Linked DNA regions of Mus musculus: region 2 is linked to region 1. A link is a loop called in an ENCODE intact Hi-C map of the cell type or tissue named here. Cell type or tissue: left cerebral cortex. All regions are shown on one strand.

The links. A loop is a pair of places that touch in the nucleus more often than their neighbours do. Peaks named below come from ENCODE experiments on the same cell type or tissue, not always from the same donor. Only the 100,000 strongest peaks of a DNase experiment are listed, where the experiment ranks them.
Region 2: it touches region 1 in a loop (4-fold over the local background); 2 of 42 quality-filtered maps call a loop at or near these places.

Annotation. Positions count from the first base shown.
Region 1 is chr2:7,251,840-7,259,839 of GRCm38, forward strand. It overlaps a transcript of Celf2 not described here. Among named protein-coding and RNA genes, the nearest start is that of 5031426D15Rik, 330 kb to the left of the region's middle. In left cerebral cortex, no CTCF peak of the experiment used is centred here; DNase peaks (open chromatin) are centred at 3,772 and 4,375; H3K27ac peaks cover 7,050 bases.
Region 2 is chr2:8,341,497-8,349,496 of GRCm38, forward strand. Gm30904 (a long non-coding RNA gene) reads right to left here and starts at 3,832. Exons shown (of 3, transcript XR_373985.2): 1 at 3,641-3,832. In left cerebral cortex, no CTCF peak of the experiment used is centred here; DNase peaks (open chromatin) are centred at 3,456 and 6,577; H3K27ac peaks cover 6,575 bases.

The DNA of each region.
Region 1 (8,000 bases):
TCAGAGCCCACTGTCTGACTCTGCATGAGCTGAGAAAGGACCAAGGCACTGGTTGCCTCTCACTGTAACTGGCCCTCTACAATAGAGTCCCTAGTCTAAATATCACCATTTAAAATTCATAGACATCGATAATATAGTGCAATAACAGAAGATTAGCTTTTGGTTTTGAAAGTGTCCATCACCTTATAGAAATATCAAGTTATAAATCTAGGTGACATTGACAACATGAATAAAAATTTTCTGGATATTACCTGACTCAAAACCATCATTTTTCTTTTTTATTGTGATTACACCGTTGTGCTACATTATTATTCTTTAGAAAAGTCCACGTCATGAAAGAAAACACCTATTTTTCCAATACATTTTGAACAGGATTAGAAACTACTCTAAATATATACAATAGCCAGCCTACCAAGGATACCCAACTTTATACTTTTGCACTCAATAATTTGAGAGCAATTAAAGGGGAAGAGTCAAGAATCTGCTACATGCTGCCATTTCCATAATTAAACAATAAAACTACTATATCATTTCACACAGACATTGTAAATACTAAATTAAGAAGCGCCGATGAAATGTCAGAAGCATTTTCTTATGAGTTTATATCAGCCATGTGATTACCATATTGATTCTGCATGCCAATGAGATAACATTCCACTGTGTTTATTTTTCTCCCAATTGCCTTCCGGAAAGTAATAAAATTAAATCCAATATGATATTAAATGTAAATATGCATGGATATTATATGTAAATACCCATTTTAAACTCTCTTTGCTTTTTGATATTTTCTGAGCATAATGTTGTCAAGCCAACAGTAATATTCCTATTCCCTGTACGGCCCACCCTCACTTCTAGCACCAAGAGGAAGAACACCCTTTATAATTCCACTTGACATTTGTTTCATGATCTATGGAAAGTAAAATACTAATTTTTTTCAAAGTTACAGAGCCAGGAGCTTCTCAGCTAAGAAAATTTGATTTCCCAGGCTGTCATCCTGAACGGGGACTCATCACAGCCCCCTCCCCTTCACTCTTTTATTTCTACTGAAGTCAGTTTTATTTTCTGCCAATTTTATCACTTGGCACTAATTGAATAATTAAAACAGCTGAACTCATCTGGCTCTGGGTTAAAATCGCCTTCTATGATTGTGTCCTTGCATTGCAGCTACCCACAAGGCCTTTACTGTACTTGCAGAAAACTCGTCTTTTCATCAAGATTAACCCAATAAGGACCTGCTGCAAGAAATAGGCTCTCACAGCAGGAAATTGGTGCATATATTTCTGAAGAACAATAACCCAAGTAACACAGGCGTCTGTTGAAAGAAAAGCACCTGACCCAACCTGCTTCTTTACATGTGTTAGGACAGATAGAGATCTAGATGCACTAATGGATTAAACTGCCTTTTAGTATTCTATGTTAAGAACCTCTGCCCCTTTGCAATGGAATATATATTGGGTATTTTTTCTTGTAAGTGGAGGTTTTGTATAATCATTTTAAATGGGAACATCATTAGCTACTCTTCTGATAAAAGCCATTGTTGCTTTTCTATGGGTAATATACCTGGAAATCCAATCAATCTGATAATTCTAATACTATGATAATAAAATGATCTGAAGGGACATTGTTTATCTTGCCAACTGATTATTTCTGTTACACAACACCATAGCAAACAGACAGAGTGATTCTCATTCTTCTTTCAAAAGTTTTTCTCTTACAGTTATTTGTGTATGTGCACATGCACATGTACACACATGCACATGTGCACAAAGGCACATGCACACACACACACATGCACATGTGCACACATGCACATATACACACATGCACACATGCACAAAGGCACATACACACACATGCACACGTGCATAAAGGCATGTGTTTCAGCTCATGTATAAGAGTAAAAGATCAATTTGCAAGCATCATTTCTGTCTTCCTGTCATGTGAGTCCAAGGACTGAATTAAGTCACGAAGACACTTGGCAGCATGGTAGCATGTGTCTTTACCTTTGGGTTCACTTGTCCTGTCTTCTTTCCCATAATATTGACTACATATTAGATCAAGAGACTAGATGTTCTTGGAGTCATGTGTAATTTTACTAATGTCAAATTGAATAAAGAATCCCATGCCCCCTCTCTCCCTACTCATGATGGATTGTCCAGTTTGCCATCGACAAACAGATTTCCTAAGTTAATTATACAACAGAAAGGTGAAAAACATATTTCATATATCTATATCATATATATCTCTATCTCTATCTATCTATTTATCTATCTATCTATCTATCTATCTATCTATCTATCTATCTATCTATCTATCTATCTATCTATCCATCTAGTGGTGTGTGTGTGTGTATGAGAGAGAGAGAGAGAGGGAGAGAGAGAGAAAGAGACTGAGTGTGTAGATATAATTAGCAGGTCTCATGTGTCTTTGGACTCACTTATTAATCTATAACTAAACCAAGAAATCGAGTTAGACAAGGGCAGAGATGACATTGACTTGCAGGGAATGAGCTTTTCAATCAAGCTGGAGTTTTAGGAATGCTAGTGGTAAATCAAAATGGTCTTAGTTATGTTTTGTTAGGGCGTATTACAACTGTACTTTCGTGTGACTTTGGGGTCAGAAAGACATCACTGAAGCAACATGGTGCCACTTCTGTAGCTTAATGTCGAGATAAATTAATCTGAGATGCCATCTCATAACTTATAAGTGAGGAACCTGAATGGGATGAGGCAGCGGTATGCAGTCTCCTCGAAGTAACTTTAGTGGAGGAAGTAAGGGTAGGAAACGCTGGTTTGGGTGTGTTCTCTTGATATGTGCAACTTGAGGTCAGTTCTGCTAGACATCTGCTGACGGATGCTCTAATCAGTGTTGTTGTGTCAAAATGAGATGCAGAGTTGTGGTTGCTTTTATGAGTCTGGCAATGTCTCTGCATGCCATCACAGTTAGCCTCTCATTTCTAGAGGATCTCAGAGAACAAAAAGAATAAGTAACAAACCTGAGCTGGCCCACTAGAGGTGATGTCTCCAACTTTCCTCTTTTCAACTCACACCATAGCTAGATCATGGAAGCATGTCTGAAGACCCTATTCCAACCTGACTGCTCTGTCTCTACTTGGCTAGAAAGGAAAGGAAAAGCAATTATGTCTTAAGGTCCCTTTTGGTCATCTGACTTCCAGACATCGTAGAACGCTGATTTGTGAAAATGTCTATTTCAGACTCAGTCATCACTACCCAACTCTCGTTTCTCAACTGCCCTCTTAACCACAAAACATGGTCTGAGGCAGAGCCACTAACACGTTTACTTTATGCCTTCCATATTACAAGTGTGACTATTTTTAATGACCTTTAAGAATCTATTATTGGATCTTTCACATCCTACAGAAAGAGCTTTCATTAGCATGAAAGAATAGTTTTCTGTAAATTAAGTAGAATTGCATCAAACAAAAATGACTTTCTTCAAATTTCCAACAAGAAGCCTGTCTAAAGATAAATTTAAGATTTTTTTAAACAAAAGTTCTTTTGCATTAGCAAAAACAACTTGAAGGCATTATCATTTTAAATGAACCATCAAAAAGTGTGACTTCTAAAACAGAATACCACCGTCAAATTGTAATTTATATAAACTTTCCAAAGCCACTCACAGAATGAAGTGATGTTCACATGTATTTTACATTTTAGAATGAAAACTTGAGGAGGAGGGAAGTTGGCATTATTTTAAAGAAATGTTAAGGAGTAGAGGACGTGAAGATCTGTGCTTCTGTAGGAAGAACATTTTCAGCTTTGAAAGCACACACAGCTTATAGATTCAGGACTAATGAGGGATGCTTATAGATACAGGTCTAACGAGAGATGCTGCACATTGTACACACTCTATCAAGCTAGTAGCATATTTGTATTGATAGCTCTTGTTTAACTAACTGGAGAATAACAAGGCTCATTGTGTTATTTCCTTTTGTAGTTTTGATCAAATTGTCAAAGGGTGGTTCAGGCTGAACTAGTTATCTTAATTGATACAATGCACAGCAAAATACATTGATCCATAGGAATGGGTTCCAGATCAATTGTCCTTTTGAAAATAATATTTACATTTAGAAGGGGCCCTGGATACTCACTGATCCCAAAGGTTAAAGCTAATTTTCCTTTAACCATAGTGATTAATGCATCTTTGGTATCCTGAGTGGTTTTGAATCAATACAGAATATCTTAAGGGATTCATTTATTGCTTCTCAAAGCCCACCTTTGAGTCTAGGAGGTGCAGAAGATGGTGAAGCCATTATTTTCACACACTGACAGATGGGAACAACTGAGTCACAAGCCAGTTGGGTGATTTGGCTAAAACCAAAGAATCAGATATGATGGCTACAGTCTCAGAATAGTGTTCTCAACTCCTACCTCCCATCTGTTCCTTACAAGAGACTGAAAGCCAGTTTTCTGCTACTCTGCAAGACACATCTATTTATTCCATTAAAATGGTTCAAGCTGGTCCCAGAAAAGTTTGCCTTGTCTATCTCAGCCCCACACTTCTAGTTCATACCATATCTGGAAAGGGGAGTGTGTGGACAATGATACACGGCATCTTTATTCTTTTTTTTGTTTGTTTGTTTTTTGGTTTTTTTTAGAGACAGGGTTTCTCTGTATAGCCCTGGCTGTCCTGGAATTCACTTTGTAGACCAGGCTGGCCTCGAACTCAGAAATCCACCTGCCTCTGCCTCCTGAGTGCTGGGATTAAAGGCTTGCGCCACCACACCTGGATGGGATCTTTATTCTTGATGAAGGAAACAGTCCTTAGCTGTTTTCCGTGGGTATGGAAATGGGTACTCTGCATCAATCCTTTTTTCATTCTAGCCTTCTACCCTATTTTGGTGATAGATGCTATTTTATAGCATCCTGGTTTGACACTCAAGGCACAAATTGAAAAGGACAGAGCAGATGTCAGCAAAGCACAGTATTCACTGAATTGTAAAGAAAATTACCGGGTTCTAGATTTGATTGTGACTAACAGAGTCTATGTGATATTTAGATTGTAATTTTCTTCTCTGGACTTAGCTCTGTGACCTGAAAAGTAAGTACCTATAGTAGATTAGTGAGGCTGCCCTGACAGGAAGATGGCAGAGGAATGCTACAAGAATGGTTTATCAACCAGAAGGGAAGAACTCAGTCCCTTACAGAGAGTACATCTGTAAGAAGAATGCTGTGCATCCTGGCTGGTTTAGACCAGTACCCCTGTCGTCATAGGTCACATTTCATGCAATCCTCATTTCCAGATGAGTTAACATTTAGAACATTAAGTGTGTTGATTTAAGGGGTCACTTGGCTACCTCTGCTATATTTTCCAAAAAAATCTCAAGGGATTTTAATGATAGGTTTTTCTAGTTAGATTTTGTTCTTGTTAAGACTCTTTGCTCTTTTTTCAAGGAATTAGGGACAAGCGAGGGAGACCTGTGACAAGGTAGAAGCTCTGGGACTTTCCTTAAATCTTACCCTGGGGCTATAGAGATGGCTCAGTGGTTAAGAGAACTTTCTGTTCTTCCAAAGGACCAGAGTTCTAGTCCCATTGTCCCTGCTGGGCAACTCACAATCTCTTGTAACTCCAGTTTCAGAAGACATGGTCTCCATACAGATATCACACACACACATACACACACACACACACACACACACACACACACACACACACACACACACACAGAGAGAGAGAGAGAGAGAGAGAGAGAGAGAGAGAGAGAGAATAATCTTTTAAAAATAGTCACACCATTTACTTAGTCCTAGTGTGAAGCTAGATGGGCTTACCCAAGAAGTACTCATTAAGTTGAGGAGAGACTAGGAGAGCTGGAAATTCATTGATTATTGATTGATTATTGAATGTAAGTAGGGAGCTATTTGTAACACTGAGTTACATTTCTGTGATTTCATTCAGATAGTTCTCCCTTGCCTCCCATTCATACAAGATAGAGTTTTAAATATTTCCTTAAACCTCATTAAAGATGATAAAGCAGTCTGCCTCCCAGCTCCATCCAACTCCTGAAGCCCCAAGGTGAAACAACAGAGACTCCCAGAGTATCTAATTTTGTCTTTGGTGCTAATTAAAATCCTTTGGGATGTACTAATTCCAGGATGTTATTCTTGCCTAGAGCAACAGACAGTCACTAACCATGAAAGATGTTGTATCCCTAGGTCAGTATCAATCTGACTGTCTTAAGCTACACACATCTGGTGAGCAAAAATTCTTCTCTTATCTAAATCAAGGAGCCATCTTAGACTGGAAAATCTTCAAAATGTCTCCCATGCCATTCCTGGATAAAATGAATGCTACAGCAAGGCCTTGGCACCACTCACTTTCTATTTACAACTTCTGTTGTTGGTACTAAAGAGCCGGGATCTTCTCTTGTCTTTCTCCTTGATGGTCTCACTCTTAGTTATTTTGAGGAACTCCCCCCCAGTCTAACTGTAAATTATTCTGTCAGGAGTTTTGAAGTATTTCGGCTTCAGTAGCCTTTTTCTTCCAGGTCTTGTGTGTGAGGAAGAAAACTTACATAATGACATAGTGAGCTTGTTCACACACACACACACACACACACACACACACACACACACACACACACACACACACACGGTGGGGGAAGAGAAAGACAGAGACAGAGTGACAGAAAAAGACAGAAAAACAGAGACACAGAGAGACAGAAGAATAGAGACAGAGAGACAGACAGAGACAGAGGCAGAGAAGTTTTCAATCCAGTGGTTTTCTTTGATATTTAATGTGTGGAGAAAGTCAAGATGAAAGAGAAACACCTGCTGCTTTTCAGAATGGAACCCTACACATATGTGACTTTGAGCTCTGGCAGGGAATGAACCTGTAATTTCAATACTTGCAGTGAGAGCCTGCAAGTTACAAATGGAAGCCACAATTTCTATGGCAGGCATTTTGTTAGGCTGTCAGGGAGCTCATTTTGCTGTCAGTCCCTATTTTTTAAAACATTCTCTTTACATAAATAAAATGTAACAGTGAAAAATGAAACACATGAACAAACATACACAAAGGGGCACCCCAAGAAGCCCCTCCATTACTCATGCCTGTGGTGTAAGTTGATGTGGCGTCTTCACCGAGTATTTCAGAATTTAGGGAGATTACCAAGGTTATAAACTGAATAAGGAAATAGAATTGCTTTTGGTCAAGTATCAGATTCTAGCATTAAATAGCTCTTGGATATTTATGGAGAGAATGTTATATATACCATAGTCATATTTAAAACAAGATCTCTCTTTGATTTTCTTTCCTGCTTTCTTTGGATTAAAATAGACATGGTATAAGAAACTTCAGGAAAATGTAAGCTGCATCTTACTGTAGGTTACACAATTTATTTTTTTATAGTTATACCCCAATTCCTAATTTGCCATCTTCCAATCATACCATACCTACATAAAGCTCTTTTAGATAAATGAGGAGTCAGAATTCCCTGGTCCCTGTAAGAATTTTTTAATGGGAGTAGTAGGGGGAAATATGAGAGAGTGAAAAATGAGTAATCAATCACTCTGTTTACAATGTACAATCATGTTGTACAATGAATACATACACACAGAGGCAAATTGCAATATCATGGTTGGCCCACCATAACTATACATAGTAAATTATTATTTCAGTATTCATATTTTTACTCTAGCAATTCCAAAGAGCTTTAAGGTCCAACGCCACATAATTTATCTCAGAAAACCCCAGTCAGTTAGAATGTTACAAAGAACCAGCTTCCTTGATTTGAACTCATTTAATGCTGTCTCATGGCCATAGTGGATATCTGTAATCTGGGAAAATATGTGCCACTGGCCTCAAGAGTGGCAGTGGTGTTGGCTCCTCAATTTATCACTAGCAAATCATTCCCAAGTCAAAGCTCATTTTCAAGTCACCATGGTTTAGTTTCAGGACCATTGATTTACGGAGGACATTCATGTTCAAAATAATTATGCAATTGCTTTGCGTTTCAGGCTTGGGACTAAAACTTCAGCCTT
Region 2 (8,000 bases), 1.1 Mb after region 1:
GCTCCTTCAGTCCTTTCTCTAACTCCTCCATTGGGGACCCTGTGCTCAGTCAAATGGTTGGGTGTGAGCATCTACCTCTGTAATTTTTAGGCTCTGGCACAGCCTCTCAGGAGACAGCTATATCAGGCTATATCAGGTTCCTGTCAGCAAGCACTTCTTGGCATCCACAATAGTGTCTGGGTTTGGTCACTGTATATGGTATGGATCCCTAGGTGGGGAAGTCTCTGGATGGTCATTCCTTCAGTCCCTGATCCACACTTTGTCTCTGTATATCCTCCCATGGGTATTTTGTTCCCCCTTCTAGAAGGACCGAAGCACGCATGCTGAACAACAATGGGAGGAGAAGCCCTTGGTTCTGTGAAGGCTGGATACCCCAGTGTAGGGGAATACCAGGACAGGGAAGCAGGAGTGGGTGAGTAGGTAGGGGGAAACCCTCATAGAAGCAGGGGAGTGGGGGAGGGGAGAGGGAGTTTTTGGAGGGGAAACCAGGAAAGGAGATAACATTTGAAATGTAAATAAATAAATATCTAATTAAAAAAAGAAAGAAAGAAAGAAAGAAAGAAAGAAAGAAAGAAAAGAAAAGAAAAGAAAAGAAAAGAAAAGAAAAGAAAAGAAAAGAAAAGAAAAGAAAAGAAAAGAAAAATTAATATGTAACATATCACTAACTTATTGTTGGGTTTGCTTGTTTGAGAGGATGCCAAACTAATGTAGAGTGAGCAGTAAGAGAATAACAATCAAATAAATTTGTATCTATAATTATGTGTGTATGTACTGGCATAAGTTCTCCATCCCAAGACTTTGGAAGTTCAAATCACAGTATCATATGCCTTTGTGGCTCTTTACGAATAATGTGTGTTTTCTTAGATTTTTACTATTGTTTTGGCTTCATTTCTACCATCTTTGCCTCCATTCATATTTTGCAATAACAATATTTATGCTGACTTGAGAGATTGCTACTTTTTTTGTTTGTTTTTGTAAGCTCTCACAGTAAAAGTTTGCCTTTGAATCTCAGAAGAGGCTTTGAACTTTGTCTTTTGTCCTTTTTGTTGCTTCTTTGAGATGGTGTGGTGTCTAACAGTAATTGTAAACGTGATAGGTCTGAGAATCAGTGAAGATAAAAACAGCTGATTTTGTCATGAGGGTGTGACCCACCCTAGATATTAATATGTGTATGGTACCATTTCATGTACTAGAATTTCAAATGCATAAAAAATGTTAGCTAGTAATCCTTCTTTTTTTCTCTTTCTCTCTCCCTCTCTTCTTTACCTCTTGTCATATTCCCCACCTCCCTCTATCTACTCTTTCCCTCCCTTTCCCCTCCTCTCTGGTGTCTGATTTGGGATGCAAAATGAGCAGCTGCCACATGCTCCTGCTTGTCTTTGGGAAGGAGCATTGTTTACCCATGCAAGGTACTTCTGTTCAAAGTCTTCATTTTCTATACATTATATTTTTAATTAGTTTACAAATTAGATGTTTTGTAGTTGGCTTCCTCATGCATTTGTGACTTGAGTTTACCTATCCTCTATGCTGGCCTCCCCCATATACCTTACCTCCCTACCCTACCCCATTCTAACTTAAACTTTCAGCCCAAAGTGAATGCCTAGTTATTTCAAGTCATTTGTGTTCTGACATTCTGGTTGTGGCTTTTAATTGGGTTTAAATGTCATGGTTTGCTGAGAGCTTTTTCATGTGCCCTTATTCTGCTTAAGTCTTCTTCTAGCTTCATTTCTCCATCTACATCTACAAATCATTTTTTTTTTTTTTTTTTTTTTGGTTTTTCAAGACAGGGTTTCTCTGTATAGCCCTGACTGTCTTGGAACTCACTTTGTAGATCAGGCTGGCCTTGAACTCAAAAATCCGTCTGCCTCTGCCTCCTGAGTGCTGGGCTTAAAGGCATGCACCACCACTCCTGGCTTACAAATCATTTTCATATCTGAATCTTAGTACTGCTTATACTCTCTGTTTTATCTACATATTACAGTTGCTCTTCCTTTAGTGTATCTTCCTCCAATGTCTTGTTTCTTTTCACCTATCAGTGCCTTTGACCTCTGTTCCCTGCTAAGATCTATCGAACTTGTGTTGTAACCTAGCTGATTCCCTATGTGTCTTCACCTATGACTCATGGGCCAAGTCTTTTGTGAAAACTGTTTCCTCTTCATTTTCCAGAAGAGAATAAAAACCACCTTCTCATTATTTAAAATTCTCTGTTGCCTTGACTTCTAAGCTGTCATGATCTAGCTTTCTTTCCTGGTTATCTTGGTACCTGTCATTCTTCTGATAACATTTCTCCATTACCTGAGCATATCATCTCTTCCAATACTACTGCTGCTTATAGTTGCTAGATATCAGCTCATCATTCCACATGTTTCACCCTGAGATTGCATAAGAAGAAGTTGAGCTGGGTGGGTACCAGTAGTCAATTTGTATCTGCCTCTTCCTCCTGAGAATGGCTGCAATGTGACCAGCTGGCTCCATGACCTGGTTATGACATGCTTCTCCTCAGGTCTTGAGTGAGGCTATGCCAGTGCCTGGCAAACAAAGAAGTGGATGCTCACAGTCACTATTGGATGGAACACAGGGTCCCCAATGGAGGAGTTAGAGAAAGTACCCAAGGAGCTGAAGGGGTCTGCAACCTTATAGGTGGAACAACAACATGAACTAACCAGTACCCCCGGAGCTCATGTCTCTAGCTGCATATGTAGCAGAAGATGGGCTAGTCAGCCATCATTAGGAAGAGAGGCCCCTTGGTCTTGCAAACTTTATATGCCCCAGTACAGGGGCCAGGGCCAAGAAGTAGGAGTGGGTGGGTAGGGGAGAAGGGTGGAGGGAGGGTATAGGGAACTTTCGGGATAGCATTTGAAATGTTAATAAAGAAAATAATAAAAAATTAAAATCTATTCCCAACTCAGGTAGCCAATTAATTCAAATAACCTAGCCCGAAATTCCAAGTTCCCTTTATTTAATTCACTGATAATAACCCCGTTCCTTCAGGGGTCCTCCAACTTAATCAAGAACAAATATTCTAAAATACACTGTTCTTTTGTGGGTCCTTTTATGAAGTGGATGATCATTTTAGTATAATTAGAATATACCTTCAATAATATTTTACACATTTATATAACACCCATCTCAGTTCCTGACAAAATCTTCTTCCATATGGAAACAAATTACTCATTTTTCTTTATGGGTGCATAAGAAAAAGTTTGCAAGAAAAATACACGATCATATGTAGATTCACTTCAGAATAGAAAACTAAATCAGTCAAATTTTGAACACTGGCATCAGTTTGGACACTGCACTGTGCAGTACTTCTGGCTAGTAGGTTCACATATTGGCTCCAGCATGCCTCTCTCATACTTCTAGCTCATTTTCCTTCCTCCTCAGCTAATGACTTCTCGGCAAATTTCTTCTAGCAAACAGAATCAGCAGATGAGAGCTGACATCTAAAAATACCCGCAAGTGCCATAGCGTAAGTGCCACCTGCCCACACACTTGTTGTCCCTTCTGCTAGAGTGAGAGAACATTTCTGCTGGAATTGAAAGCTCTGCTTTCCACTTCTTACTTTAAAGTCTTTTTATGTCACCTTCCCAAAGACTCTCTACAGTACCCTCTGTCTCATTTCATTCTCTTTTTTTCTTACCTTTCTCCACAGGAAACACGTCCAAGGACTCCTCAGTGCCTTTGTCTCTGTTGTCTTCTCTTTCCTCCTTAATTGACTATGATAGTGTAGATTTCCATATGATGTTGATTACAATCTAATCAGCTGAATCACACACACACACACACACACACACACATACACACACACCATGAGAGAGAAAGAGAAACAGACAGAGAGGGAAACAGAGACACAGAAGAGAGACAGAGGGAGAGAGAGGGAGAGAGAAACAGGGAGAATCCCAGAGAAAGACAGAGATAGAGGCATGGAGAGACAGAGAGACAGAAAGAGACAAAGAGAGAGACAGAGACAGAGAGAGACAGAGGGAGAGGGAGAGAAACACAGACACTCCGGTAACTTCCTAAACATTAAAGAGTTGATTATTTTCTAATTCTCTTTGAGTCTGCTCAGTTTACCCTACCATCATTTTTTTTTATTCCTCTGAAATCCCTTTCTATAATTTAGATGTGGACTGCTCCTTGGTAAAGATTTCTAAGCCGGCCAACTCCAAGATATCTTTTTTTTGCTTTCCTATCTAATTTATATTTTTAACAGAATTCACCTAGCACTGTGATGGAAAATAATTTCCATAAACTGAATTCTGTCAACATGACAGAAGCAGTTTGACATTTAAATGTGAGTTGCTTCATGGTGATTTCTTGGTTTAAGTCTTTTGAGTGGCCTCTGTGTCATTTAGATGAAAGGTGATGTCATAACACTAACCCAAGGTCTGGCTTTCATTGCCTTCTTTTTGTCTTCCACTATTCTTCCTGCTCTCGCTCTATTGTGATTACAAAGAATTCTTGGTATTTTTCTCAAGGCAGAGGCAGGCTCCAGGCCCATCCTCTGTAGGGACAACTGTTCCCACAGGTGTCCACATGGTTGCCTATAACTACCTTCAAATTCTGTTCAAATGTCACCTTGTTAAAACTACGTCCCTTTTGGTATAGGAAATGTGTTATTAGAAACTTGAAGAAAGGTCATCCTTGTTATAAAATGGCAGAGAACGTGGCTGAAATGTGTTCATGTGCTACTTGTCCATAAAAGGGGGAGCTTAGAAAAAATGAAGTAGGAATCTCATGCAGGGCACTCAGAATCAATCTATAAACAAAATATAGAAGCTGTGGCATGGTTTCTCTTGACTGCCTTATGGTAATTAACCATATAGAAATAAATTGAAGATTGGGTTTTTAATAAATAAGAAGCATGACTTGAAGATTCAGAAATCTCCTTTCCTGCTTATGTTCTTCATGGGGAAAACACATAACTCAGAAAAGAACAAAGATACAGCTCACTTATCCTTTGATTTAGATAGGCAGAATTTTGATAATCTATCATTTCAAACTGAAGAAGTCTGGTGACTAGCATATAAAACTATCTCAAAAGAAGTGACTCAGATATTTATAGGACCCTAATGTTTTCTGCCTGAAGCAGCCTCATGTCTGCCTCTCTACATCATGGTAGACACTCCTTGATCAATACAGTGGTGGCTCAACTCCATCAGGTCCTGGTAGGCTCAAGTGGTAAGCTATAGCAACTTCTCTGCAATCCTGTCTCCATGGTATACAAAATCCAAAATGTTCAGGGGTTTGAATTTCTCCATACAGGGTGCTAAGGATGCTCCAGTGAGCTTCCTGTCTTAGATAGAAGGTTTTTATAAAAACAATGTTATAAGAGAGAACCCATATGAGAGTAAGGCCAAAGATAGTGAGACTACTGTCCAGATCCTACACTAGGGTGAGGCCCAGAGGAAAGGAGAGACATCTGAAGATATATACTGAGATGTGGGAGAAGAGTGCTCCCATGACATACGAGTGACAGAGCCAACTGTGATCCCTCAGTATCCCATCCCTGCCTTATTCTATCTGGAAGGTAGGACAGGAAGATATGAAAAAAACTTTTCCAATTTTAAGGTACAATGTTTGTCTTATGCTCTGAACATGCTCAAGAACTGTCATCCTTTTCTTCTTTTCTCTATCTTGTCTGGGGATAATAACAAATATTCTGAGGCTATAACATCTGTGCTTTTTAGAAATACATAATTTGTTTGATATTTTTATGTCCAGTGAAGACTTCATAGACACTGCAATAGTGTAGTTTTATTGCAGATCTCAAGGTGAAGGTAATTAAGTTCTATCTGAATATCTGACTCATAGAAAATATGAGAAGAGTTCATGATTGCTTTCTTAGAGTTGCAAGTTTGGGGTCAACAAGCTAATTTGTTGACTGTAAGACCAGCATCATTGACAGTTTTAAGTTCTGAAAGTTCTGAATGACTTAGTAGAAAACTCAGCAAAGTATAAGGCATCCTCTCATGAGAAGTAAAACATACAAAATTCACCATAGAATTTGGACTTTGATGATGTTACTGATGTAGACTTGGAGGTAAGCAAAATATAAGTCTTATTAGCCCTTAATAGCGAAAGAAGTCTTAACTTGCAGAAGCAGAAAGTTTATCAAAGTTGTTTATGGCAATTGTGGGAGATAGAGTATGGGACTGAATGATTCTGTGATCTGCTTGCAAGCGTGCGATGCCAGAGTCTCACAGGTGCAGCTCTTCTGTGGTTTAGAGTTAAGTATGAGAAGAGGAAGGTGAATCAAGATACAGACTTTAATCAAGCAAAGCTCCAGATGGGCTAGTTAGTTTGTACATTTTCAGCCATGCTAGTTAACTAAAATTGGAAAATGCTTTTTAATGACAATCAAATAGGTTTCAGAATTCAAAGGCCATGCATGCAAACCAATTGTATATCTGCAGTAGCCACTTTTGTGTAGGGGAATAGAAAATACCTGTCAGAAAGGAGCATATTTGAAAAATCTTGCCAATGGTTTAAGAACTTGCTGGACTACATGGTTACTTGGTGACATAGTTTTTGAGCCTATGGTGAGACAGAACCGTGGGAGGAGGACTCTATGAATGAGTAGGCTGTGCACATCATAGTGGGCCCAGAATAGAGAGTGAGCAAGAATAACTTCATAAGATAATGACTGCCTTCCTCCAACCATGCCCTGTCTCCTAAAACACCTACCACTTCTCAAAAATAGTTCTTCCAATTGCAGAGTAGATTTGCAATGAAATATCCATGGGGACATAATATATTCAAGCCTTAACTGACTATACAGTAAAAATAAGCAATTAGATATTGAAATTATATATATATATATGCATATATATATATATATATATATAGTTTATAATTATTTCAAAACAAATGAAGTGCATAAACTGGGAATAGAACTCAGAGGGAAATTCCTTGCTTATAATATGTGAGACACTAGTTCTGATATTGAAGAAGGGGTCGTAGGAATGAACTTAACCCATATGTATGATTAGCACTCAGAAACTCAGGAAACATTAAGTAAAATCAAAATATTGGTCTTCCTTCTTGATTTTCTTGTGTTTTGGAAGTTGTATCTTGGGTATTCTAGGTTTCTGGGATAATACCCACTTATCCGTGAGTGCATATCAAGTGACTTCTTTTGCGATTGGGTTACCTCACTCAGGATGATATCCTCCAGATCCATCCATTTGCCCAAGGATTTCAAAAGTTCATTGATTTTAATAGCTGAGTAGTACTCCATTGTGTAAATGTACCACATTTTCTGTATCCATTCCTCTGATGAGATACATCTGGGTTCTTTCCAGCTTCTGGCTATTAAAAATAAGGCTTCTATGAACATAGTGGAGCATGTGTCCTTATTACCAGTTGGAACATCTTCTGGATATATGCCCAGGAGAGGTATTGCTGGATCTTCCGGTAGTACTACATCCAGTTTTCTGAGGAAATGACAGACTGATTTCCAGAGTGGTTGTACCAGCTTGCAATCCCACCAGCAGTGGAGGAGTGTTCCTCTTTCTCCACATCCTCGCCAAAGCTATATACAGCATAAGGATACAGACATTATTTTATTGATTAGAAGACTAAACTGGTCTGTATATTTAATGCCATCTCAATCAATTGATTTCATAATTTGACAACTTTATTTTAATTTTTGATAAATCCCAAACTCCTAACTATAAAACATGAAAAGAAAATTGGAAGACTCATATGTCCTGAATTCAAGAAAATCCTACCAATAAAATAATCAAATAGTTAAAATTACCTATCCTATGACTAGTTATAATTTAGTGGAACAAACAGAATAAAAACACTGGTCCCCACATATAAAAATGTTCTAAGAAAAGTATGTGCAAAACCAATTTGATGAGTAAAAGATAGCCTTATGAATAAATTGTGTTTGAATACATGGCACTCTATCTGGATAAAGACAAACAAGGACAGTAGTGTTACCTCACAATAGGGATAAGTTACAACAGGCTTCAGATTCTAAATGTATGAGC